Linked DNA regions of Homo sapiens: region 2 is linked to region 1. Evidence: chromatin loops called from intact Hi-C (ENCODE). Cell type or tissue: sigmoid colon. All regions are shown on one strand. Links, peaks and the distances in the headings refer to the core of each region. The heading gives the core; the rest is flanking DNA. Region 1 overlaps SERAC1 (serine active site containing 1). Region 2 overlaps SNX9 (sorting nexin 9).

Region 1 (5,384 bases), core at 188-5,187:
CAAAAAACTGTGGTGTGTTGGAATCAGCTGTGTTACACAGAAAACAAGATAATACTGGCTTAAATATGTATGTAATTGCATAGGTAGGCAGCCATGCTTTTATGGAAGCAGCTCTGTAATCATCAGGGACTCGGATTCTTCTATCTGGCTGCTCTACCGTCCTTAATAAGATGCTTGGTGTTAAGATGACTGCTTTAATTCAAACTGTCAGTTGCTCATTCTAGCAAGAGGGAGGAGGGAAGGAGGAAGAAAGGCACATACCCTTCTTTTTAAGGACACTTTTCAGAAATTGCACATGACACATCCACTCATATTTCATTAGCCAATTCTTTGTAAGTGCCCATAGTTAACTAGAAAGAAAGAAAGGTGATGTAGTCTTTTTTGTTGTCTGTGTACCTAGCTACAACTCACGTTTTATTAATCAGAATGAAAGCATGAAATGATGTTTCACTCTGGCTTCCTCCACCAGGGCAATGAAGCTACTGATATGAAGATCCCAGTGACCTCCATATTGTTAAACTTAATGGAATTTTCAAATATTTGTTTTATTTTTAAATTATAATCTCTTCCCTTTTATTTTCTGTGTCTTTCTTAGTCTCAAAATTTCTCCGTTCTCTACTTAAAATCAGTGTTTCAGATTTTATGTAATCACCGTCATAATATATATATATATTTTTTTGAGATGGAGTCTCGCTCTGTCGCCCAGGCTGGACTGCCGTGGCGCAATCTTTGCTCACTGCAAGCTGCACCTCCTAGTTTCACGCCATTCTCCTGCCTCAGCCTCCTGAGTAGCTGGGACTACAGGTGCCCGCCACCACACCCAGCTAATTTTTTGAATTTTTAGTAGAGATGGGGTTTCACCGGGTTATCCAGGCTGGTCTCGATCTCCTGACCTCGTGATCCTCCTGCCTCGGCCTCCCAAAGTGCTGGGATTACAGGCGTGAGCCACCGTGCCTGGCCCCATAATCTTAAAGGTGCTTTTAAATAGAAATTGACAAGCAGACTCTAAAATTATGTGGAAGTACCAAGGACCTAGAATAGTCCGTCTTGAAAAGGAAGGACACAGCTGGAAAATTTATACTACTAGCTTCAAGACTTACTTTAAAAACTACAGTAATCTGCCTGGTGCGGTGGCTCACACCTGTAATCCCAGCACTTTGGGAAGCCGAGGCGGGTGGATCACGAGGTCAAGAGTTCAAGACCAGCCTGGCCAAGATGGTGAAACCCTGTCTCTACCCAAAATACAAAAATTAGCCAGGTATGGTGGTGGGCATCTGTAATCCCAGCTACTTGGGAGGCTGAGGCAGGAGAATTGCTTGAACCTGGGAGGCGGAGGTTGCAGTGAGCTGAGATCAGGCCACTGCACTCCATCCTGCCTGGGCGACAGAGTGAGACTCTGTCAAAAAGAAAACAAAAAACAACAAAAAACCTACATAATCTAAACAGTGCAGTGTTTATATAAGGATAGATAAATAGATCGATGGAGTGGAATAGGTCCATACATATGTATTCCATTAGGGTTTTTTGTTTGTTTGTTTTGAGATGTGGGTCTCACTGTATTGCCTAGGCTGGTGTTGGGCTCCTGAGCTCCAGCAGTCCTCCTGCCTCAGGCTTCTGAGTAGCTGGTATTACAGGCATGTGCCGCAGATATAGTCAGTTGATTTGTGGTCTCAAGCAATCATCCCACCTTGGCCTCCCAAATCACTGGGATTATAGGCATGAGCCACCACACTTGGCCCTATGGTATACTTTTTATTGTTATTTTATAGTGTATTCATCTATTCCCTCTACTTATAAAAAAATAAAATTTACTGTAAAACAAGTTATGCTGGCAGCAACCTCATATATCTCGTGTAAAGGAAAGTTTAGAAGTTACATGTCAGCTTTTTGAGGCATTATAAACCATCCCAAAGGCTACGGGCTAAAACAAACATTTATTATTGCTTGCAGGCTAAGGACTGAATATGGATTTGTAGGGTCACCTAGGGGCTGGCTAGTTTGATGTGGCTTCACATGCCTGGCGGCTGTTGCTGGCTGTCAGTTGGTACTTGTTGGCTTCATTAATGGGGATATTGGACATTTCTCTTGTGATCCAGCAGACTAACCTAGGCATCTTTACATGGTGCTGGTCACAGGTTTCTCAAGAGCAAAAAGACAGGAGCCTCGATGTGCACGTACTTCCCAAGTCTCAGCTTGCATCATGCTTCTATTGTCCTATGGCCAAAGTTACTCGTAAGATCAATCTAAAGTCACCGTGGGAGGGGACTACCAAAGATCATGGTTATAGGAAAAGGAATAATTTGTGGCCATTAAAAAAAATCTGCATTTAAGACAAAAACTATGTGTAAAAAAAGCAGGCAAGTATGAAAGTGAGCCAACTGGAAGTTTTAGAAATAAAAGTTTTTGAAATACTCAGTGGATGGATCGAATGATAGTCTAAATACAACTAAACAGAAGGTGATGAATTGGAAGATAGATTTGGGGAAATTATAGTGCATGTCAGACAGATAGAAAAAAATGGAAGAAGTTGAGATTTGAAGGTTAGACTTTAAAAATCTAGCATACATCTAATAGGAGTATCAGAAGGTAAAAGTTGAATGGGGGTCAAAGTGGTAATTGTTAAGAATATTGCAGAATTGAAGAAAAATGTGAGTTCTAAGATCAAAGGAGCATACCAAATCTTGAGTGGGGTATATAAAAACAAACCCATACCCAGACATAAAGTAGAGAATTGTAAGAACATCAAAAAGATCTTAAAACTGCCAGATGGAATATAATATTGATAGTAATGATAAGTAGCATTTATTGAACACTTAATTTGGAATAGGCACTATTCTGTGTGTTTTACATATATTAACTCATGTGATATTTGTAACAACCCTTTACAGTAGTTCCCTTATTATCACCATTTTATAGATGAGGAAAGTGAGACACAGAGGTTAAATAGCCCATTATCATATGTCTAGTGTTTTCAAATGTACCTGGATTTTGTTTTAATCAGGAATGGTAAGAAGACAGACACAGAGACAACTGCCTTGAAAGAAGAGCTTATTATGTACAGTTCCCAAGGAAGAGTGGGCGTGCCACACCATGCAAGGCCACATGGGGAAGTACCAGGGTCATTCAGGAGGCATAAGGAGCAATGTGAAAGCATGGGCCAGAGCTTTCTTTTATTGTGTTTTTTTGTGGGAAGGAATGAACGTTTTTTTTGTGGGAAGGAATGAGCGAGACAGGGTAGACGAGCTGAACAAACTTAGGATTGGATAGTTCGAATAATTTGGCAGACCAGAGAGGTGGTCTCTAGCTGCCTAGTACCTGGCTCTGAGGAGATTTAGAGTAAGGGAAGCATTGGCTGTGTGTGGTGGTTGGGGGTATGCACCTGGGATTGGTTGGTTTGCATATGAGAAGCATGCTCACAGGCAGGTTGTTTGCTACCTCTAGCAGTTAGCTATCCCAGAGAGGGGCAGTCACTCCCTGGGTCCTTAAGGTCCTAAGATGTCAAAGCATTCTTAAAAAAAAAAAAAAAATTACTAATACAAGTTGTTTGTGGAATTGGATTTGAAACCAGGCAGTGTGGTCCTACAGAGCACATTCTTAAACTTCTTTGCTATTATTTTGCCTACAAAGAAACAACAGTTAGACTTAGATTTCTCCTGAGCAACAAGAAATATCAGTGAAAATACCATTAATGTACCAAAGGAAACCTACTGTTATTCTAAATTCTAAACCCAGAATTCCAAACCCAGCTATTACTATTTTTTTTTTTTTTTCTGAGACAGAGTCTTACTCTGTCTCCCAGGCTAAAGTGTAGTGCGTGATCATGGCTCACTGAAACCTCTGTCTCCCAGGCTCAAGCAATTCCTCTGCCTCAGCCTCCCGAGTAGCTGGGAATACAGGCACATGCCAACAGGCCCAGCTAATTTTTTAAATTTTTTTGGAGAGATGAAGTCTCACTGGTCTTGAACTCCTGGGCTGGCCTAGAGCTCCTGGGCTCAAGCAGTCTGCCCACCTTGGCCTCCAAGTGCTGGGATTGCAGGCATGAGTCACCACGCCTGGCCCAAACACAACTATTTTTTAGTATATCTAAAATAGAGCATTTTTAGACATGCTGAGAGTGAGAGTGCTAACTACATATATGCCTTCATGAAGGAACTATCAAAGGATATACCTTCATCAAGAATGATTTGAACCTAGGAGGAAGTTGTGGATGCAAGAAACAAAAGTAAGGAAGGAAACTGACAAAATGTTGGTAAATATTTAGGTTGACTGCTTTTAAAAATGACTTCTTTTGGGATGTTTAAAAATAAAATGGAATTAAAATACTAGACAAGATAGGAGAGGATCGTATTTAAAGCATTCTAATATTCTCATTTGGGAGGATAATTATATTGTTTAAATTCATACTATATAGCACATTTAAAATGTGGCTGTTTACTAAAGGAATAGAAATAAATTGTATAACTTTAAGCCAATTAAAGAGTAATAAAAAAATCCTGATCTATCCAACATGCGATAAATGTAAATGGATTAAATTCATCTATTCAAAGAGAGGTTTTGAAATTATAAATGATACCAAAAGATTATAACCATGATGGGAAAAGGTAAGATAGTTAAATACTTAGAAAACTGGCAAGGAACTTAAAGCAATAAATGTTAATAGGGATAAAGGAAGATAGTATGTGATGACAAAAGGAAAAAAGTACTAAGTTTCTAATAATCATTCATTTGTGTGCACCTGATGGCATATCTTTTCACATTATGACCCCCCAAAAAGGGTAGTATTTGTTTGCCACAGATTGGGGTGTTTTGCACTAGAGAGTCAGATCCATGAAAGCAAGGGCAGATTTTTCTTTTTCATTGTTAAATTGCTAGCATCTAGAACAGTTCTTCGTTCCTAGGGACTCAGATAAGTATTTGCTTAATGAATAAAAAAAAAAAGGACAACAAAAGGGGTAAATCGACAAGTGCGCAAATCAGTATGAAACTTTTAAAAAACCCCTCTCGTACTGGTAGATCATGCAGACAAAATTAGGAAGGCTGTTCAATGGCCGTTTGGAGCTGTGAAAAATAAATTAGCAGGACTATAGAAACAACAAAATTAACAAGCCTAGTATAATGGATATATTCTGCTCGCAACAAAGAATAAGCTTGTATGATATATTTATAAATATTGACTGGAATCAGGTAACAAAGCAAGTCTTCACAATTTTAAATAATCTATGTCACATAGCAGAATAAGATAATCTTTGCCTGTAATCCCAGCACTTCGGGAGGCCGAGGCGGGTGGATCACTTGAGGTCAGGAGTTCAAGACCAGCCTGGGTAATATGGTGAAACCCTGTCTCTACAAAAAATACAAAAAATTAGTTGAGTGTGGTGGTGGGC
Region 2 (5,384 bases), core at 108-5,107, 320 kb after region 1:
TGCTCCTAAGATCAGTGCTTGAGATACTTTGCAGACTCTGCACTTGATGGATCAGCTGGCACCACCCCGATCAATAAACTGGGCATCTGATCTTGTGGCCCCCACCCAGGAACTGACTCAGTGCAAGACAGCTTTGACTCCCTGTGATTTCACCCCTGACCAATCAGCACTCCTGGCTCACTGGCTTCCCCCACCCACCAAATTGTCCTTAAAAACTCTATGGGTAGACTGATTTGAGTAATAATAAAACTCCGGTCTCCTGCACTGCATGAATTACTCTTTCTCTATTGCAATTCCGCTTGTCCTGAGAAATCGGCTCTAAGAAATTGGCAGGCAAAGTGAACCCATTGGGCGGTTACAATCCCAGCATTCTGGGAGGCTGAGGTGGGCAGACAGCTTGGGGCCAGGAGTTCGAGACCAGCCAGGCCAAAGTGGTGAAACCCTGTCTCTACTAAAAATACAAAAATTAGGCAGGTGAGGAGGTATGGGCCTGTAATCCCAGCTATGCAGGAGGCTAAGGCAGGAAAATTGCTTGAACCTGGGTGGTGGAGGTTACAGTGAGCCAAGATCATGCCACTGCACTCTGGCCTGGGTGGTAGAGTGAGACTCCATCTCAAAAAAAAAAAAAAAAAAAAGACAAATGGGAAATAATTTTTTAAAATCTAGAATTCTGTACTCACGATGCTTTGAAATTGTCTTCAAACTATTTAAGCTCTTCTAAAAGAAACAAAAAATTAGAATTGCAATGAATTGAGTATGGATTATGCAAAATGGATCACTTAGCACTGCAATCAGAAGTACACAAAGACCATAGCTGTCTGTCTATCAAAGGATTGGTGAGTAAATGCACATTATACATTTTAAGTTAAAATAAGATAATCAGTACAGTTAACCTTTGAACAACACAGGTCTGGTCCACTTTACATGCACCGTTTCTTCTATTTCTGCCACTCCACCCTCCTTTTCCTCCACCTACTCAATGTGAAGACAATGAGGATGAAGGCCTAATGCTCTACTTCCACTTAGTAGTAAATATATTTTCTCTTCCTTATGATTTTCTCAATAACATTTTCTTTAGCTTAATTTACTGTAAGAATACCGTATGTAATACATATAACATACAAAATATGTGTTAACTGTTTGCGTTATAAGGCTTCCAGTCAACAGCAGGCTATTAGTAGTTAAGTTTTGGGGGAGTCGAAAGTTATACTTTAATTTTCAACTGGGCAGGCGGTCGGTGCTCCTAACCCCCACATTGTTCAAGGGTCAGCTATATTTCTTTTTCAATTTTCATTTTCGTCAATTCTTCAACCCTTGTCCTAAGCATCCTCCCATTGCTGGCACCACCTAAGCTGTACAGAAAGGCTTAGAAGGCTTCATCTCCTTGAAACCACCTTTGCAAAATTATAATTGAGGAAATTATGACACTGAAAGAAATCAGACCTAACCAACTCTATCTTGCTTGTAACCTTTAAGCTGTCCTTGTTCATTCCTGAGCACAGGCCAGAACTAACTTTGGGAAAGAATTTGATCCATGGTTTGACTCTGAAACAAAATTGGTAACAGCCCTTTCCTGAAAAGACCCCCTTCTTGTCTGGGGTCCAGTCTGCCTTTGCAGGACTAACAAAATAACTACAAGAAATTACAATTTCGGGGTCATGTAGCCTCTGGCTCCAAGAGTCTGAACCTCCCCAAATTGCTCCTGGGGATAACATCACTATTGTAAAACCTAAGATCAGTGATTAAGATATTTGCAGACCCTGCACTTGATGGACTCAGACCAGTAACCTGGCCCAACCAGTTCTGCCATCCAACCCAGGAACAGAAGACATTAAGAAAACCTAACTTCAACCCCTTAAGATTCCATCTGCAACCTGACCAATCAGCACTCCCCACTTCCCAAGCCCCTACCCACCAAATTATCTTTAAAAACACCAAATTATCTTTAAAAACTCCAATCCCCAAATGCTCGGGGAGACTGACTAACAAACTCAGGTCTCCCGCACAGCCAGCTCTACGTGAATTACTCTTACTCCATTGCAATCCCCCTGTCTTGATAAATCGATTCTGTCTAGGCAGTGGTGATGGTGAACCCATTGGGCAGTTGCATCATGAGGATTTTGATAAGAGCACTGGAGTCAACAAGATAAAAGCAAGACATGCATATATTTTTTAACTGTTAGATTATGTTACCTGTATGGTCACATTACCTGTGGCAAATCTGTTTTACATTAACATGGGCAGACTCATACAAATGTCAACCAGTAAGAGATGGCACTGTTCTCACCTTAATACTATCAAGCAACTTAATAGATACAGCAAACTTAATTTATGAATATGTTTACACTGCCTACCAACAGACTGGATATTTGAAGATATTAAGAATGTATTCTGAATTTTTAAGTATAACAGGAATTACAGTTATTTAAGTCTACAGTTTTGGAGATATATATTAAAATACTTATCATGAAACGATGTCTGGAATTTGCTTCAAAATAATGAGGAAAGGGGAAAATAGGGGAGGGGAGGCTAGAGGAAACAAAACGGGCCAGGATCACTGTGGAGGTGGGTGATGAGTACACAGGGGAGTGTCACTGTGCTGTTCTACTTTTGTCCATGTTTAAAATTTTTATAAATAAAAAGTTAAAATAGAAAATATTGAATCATGCCAAACCATTGAGATGATAGTTTAAAAGTCACAGTGTAGTAAATTCTTATCATTTTATGTTGCCTCAGCATGCACTTTGAAGATAAGTGGGACCTTGTCGTAGCAGAAGCAGGGCTCTGTCACCCTGGACATGGCAGAGGGTGCAGTTCTACACCTCCTCCCAGTTCCTCAACATGACTAATACAGATACCTGCCTTAGACAACTTCCTCCTGGCAACCACCTCCCCATGGGAAAGCTACACACAGCCTACTTCACTGGCCCCGATCCCCACACCCCACATGGGCTGTGCAGTCACAGTGTGACCTCCTGGAACCAATTAAACCTCCCTGGGGGAAACCTGTTTGGACCCCATGAAGGCCCATGGGTCTCTAGGTAGGTCTCAATCTCTCTCTCTCCCTTCACAATTCCTGACCTTCAAGCTCCCTGACCATCCTGTGTGTGACCTCCAGGATTGCTGTGTACTCCCAGGGCCTGTAGGTAATAAAATCTGTATTTCTATCTTGTGCCTCTCCTAATCATTGGGGGATGCCCTTCATCTTGAAGACCCTAAATTAAAACACACAGATGTGGAATTTTTCAGCATGACTAATATGAAATTCCAGTGATCTAATTCATATTAAAAATAATCACTTAATGGAACCATGAAAGAATAAAGATTCATTGAATCTCCAAATTCTAAGCCAAGATGATGCCATTTCTTCTTAGCCCATAACAGCATTCTGCCCCAGTTCTCAGGGTTCCAGCTGCTTTCTTCTACTGCTGCTCTCAAGACTGCTGGGGCTTCAGGAAGTTTATACCAGACACCCTGCAAACAGTGACCCTCATCGGAAGAGAAATGCAGTGAGTCGCTGATCAGAAATGGTTTCATCAGTCAGAAATCCAGCAGTCTGCAAGTACTTTGCTTATGTCTATGTGGCCACCAGTCGAGTGAACAGCATAACGGTAACAGCCAAATGGTCTGATGAGCCGTTTGTATTCACTTTCAGTATATCCAGGAAACATAATCTGAAATTTTCTATCAGACAAAATCTCGAATGCAAAATAATAGAGGTTTTTAAAAATTTCTTTACAAAGTTTTTTCTCCCAGCTGATTTGACTGGGGTATTCCTCATATAGAGAAGGATACTGTGTCAATCCTTCTGAAGCTCTCTTACTGATTGACTTAAATGGAGCACAGGATTTTCCTAGTGTGGCTTTAATAAGATACAATCAATTAAGTTTTAAGAAGGGATAAAATAAGGCTTAAATCCAGTATCAAAGCAAACTGACTGTTAACTCCTGCAGTTAGCTTTGGGTAATAAAGGCAAGCTCAACTCTTTAAAAAAGAAAGAAGAAAGAAAGAGAAAGAAAGAGAGAGAGAGAGAGAAGGGAGAAGGAAGGAAGGAAGGAAAGGAAAGAAAGGAAAGAAAAGAAAGAAAAGAAAGAAAGAAAGTATTTTTTGTAAAAGTCAGTCATTTTGGGTGTGGTGAAAACCCTCCAATGGTTTTATTGCCAAATAAATGTCAAAGCCCCCGTGGTCGCCTGGGCCTCCTCAGCCTGGGGAGCAGCCCCTCTTCCCTGAGCTCCCTCAGCTCTGGCCTCACTGTGCAAGCACCAGCCTGAGGGTCTGCTCTTTCCCGAGATCCAAAGACACCCCAAGCACCAGCCTGAGGGTCTGCTCTTTCCCGAGATCCAAAGACACCCCAAGCACCAGCCTGAGGGTCTGCTCTTTCCCGAGATCCAAAGACACCCCAAGCACCAGCCTGAGGGTCTGCTCTTTCCCGAGATCCAAAGACACCCCCACCTTCCCTCAGATCTCTACCTGAGTGTCACCTTCCCAGTGAGGCTTTCTTGTTTTTTTTCACCTGCTTTCAGAACCCTAGTGAAACCATGAAACAACCGGAGAGGATAGGAGAATCCAAACAGCTATGTATCACATTAAGACAGAAAGGTCTGAGCTTTGCAGAGATTCACGCCCCAATACTGCGCACAACCAGCAAGGTGGTTACCATGTCCTCAAGCAGCACAGCAAGGAAGTGGTGGAGAGAGTTACTAAACTGAGGGGCAGGAGGAAAGGCCTAAAGAGGAGACTGGAGGGCAAGATGGGGTCACACCTTCAAGGCCATGGCACTAGGTTACCATCCCCACCCTCAAATTATGCTTCACCCTGGGCAAGAGGCGGTGGCCTGGGAACTAAAATATTATAGGTCTGCTTCCCCAGCAGGACGGGGATGTAATTTGTTGTAAATTATTACAGAAAAGCAAAATTATAATTTTTCCCCCACTTGGACTGTGCAATGGAATTCACACCTGAATCCATTCAATTATTTGTATTTTACAGATAAGGAAAGTGAAGCAGTAAGTAACTTTTCAAAGTAATGTATTAATAACTGGACTGGGATTTGAACCCAGGCTCCTAATCTCTATGCTATATCACCATTACATGAAAATACATATGCTTCATAATCAGGTAGAACTAATTTTATTCATTCATTGCATCTCTAATAAAAGACATAATTTCTCTTTTATTCTAAATATAAAATTCAAGAGAAACAAAACACTAATAGGGGAAATAGGCTTTTATGTAACAGCTATAATGAATCACAGAGGAATGCCAATGACCTCAACATTAATTCATTACATATATACATCCCCACACACATATAACAGTAATTATACACAAGGACAATTCATTGATACCTAACACCAAAAAGGTACTATGAAGTCCAGCGTTTT

The links. A loop is a pair of places that touch in the nucleus more often than their neighbours do. Peaks named below come from ENCODE experiments on the same cell type or tissue, not always from the same donor. Only the 100,000 strongest peaks of a DNase experiment are listed, where the experiment ranks them.
Region 2: it touches region 1 in a loop (8-fold over the local background); 2 of 110 quality-filtered maps call a loop at or near these places.

Annotation. Positions count from the first base shown.
Region 1 is chr6:158,159,770-158,165,153 of GRCh38, reverse strand. All of the region lies in intron 1 of SERAC1 (serine active site containing 1), which reads left to right. Among named protein-coding and RNA genes, the nearest start is that of SERAC1, 5.8 kb to the left of the region's middle. In sigmoid colon, for the core only: no CTCF peak of the experiment used is centred there; no DNase peak of the experiment used is centred there.
Region 2 is chr6:157,839,124-157,844,507 of GRCh38, reverse strand. All of the region lies in intron 1 of SNX9 (sorting nexin 9), which reads right to left. Among named protein-coding and RNA genes, the nearest start is that of SNX9, 19 kb to the right of the region's middle. RefSeq lists a silencer at 1,937-2,231 and an enhancer at 2,749-2,898. In sigmoid colon, for the core only: no CTCF peak of the experiment used is centred there; no DNase peak of the experiment used is centred there.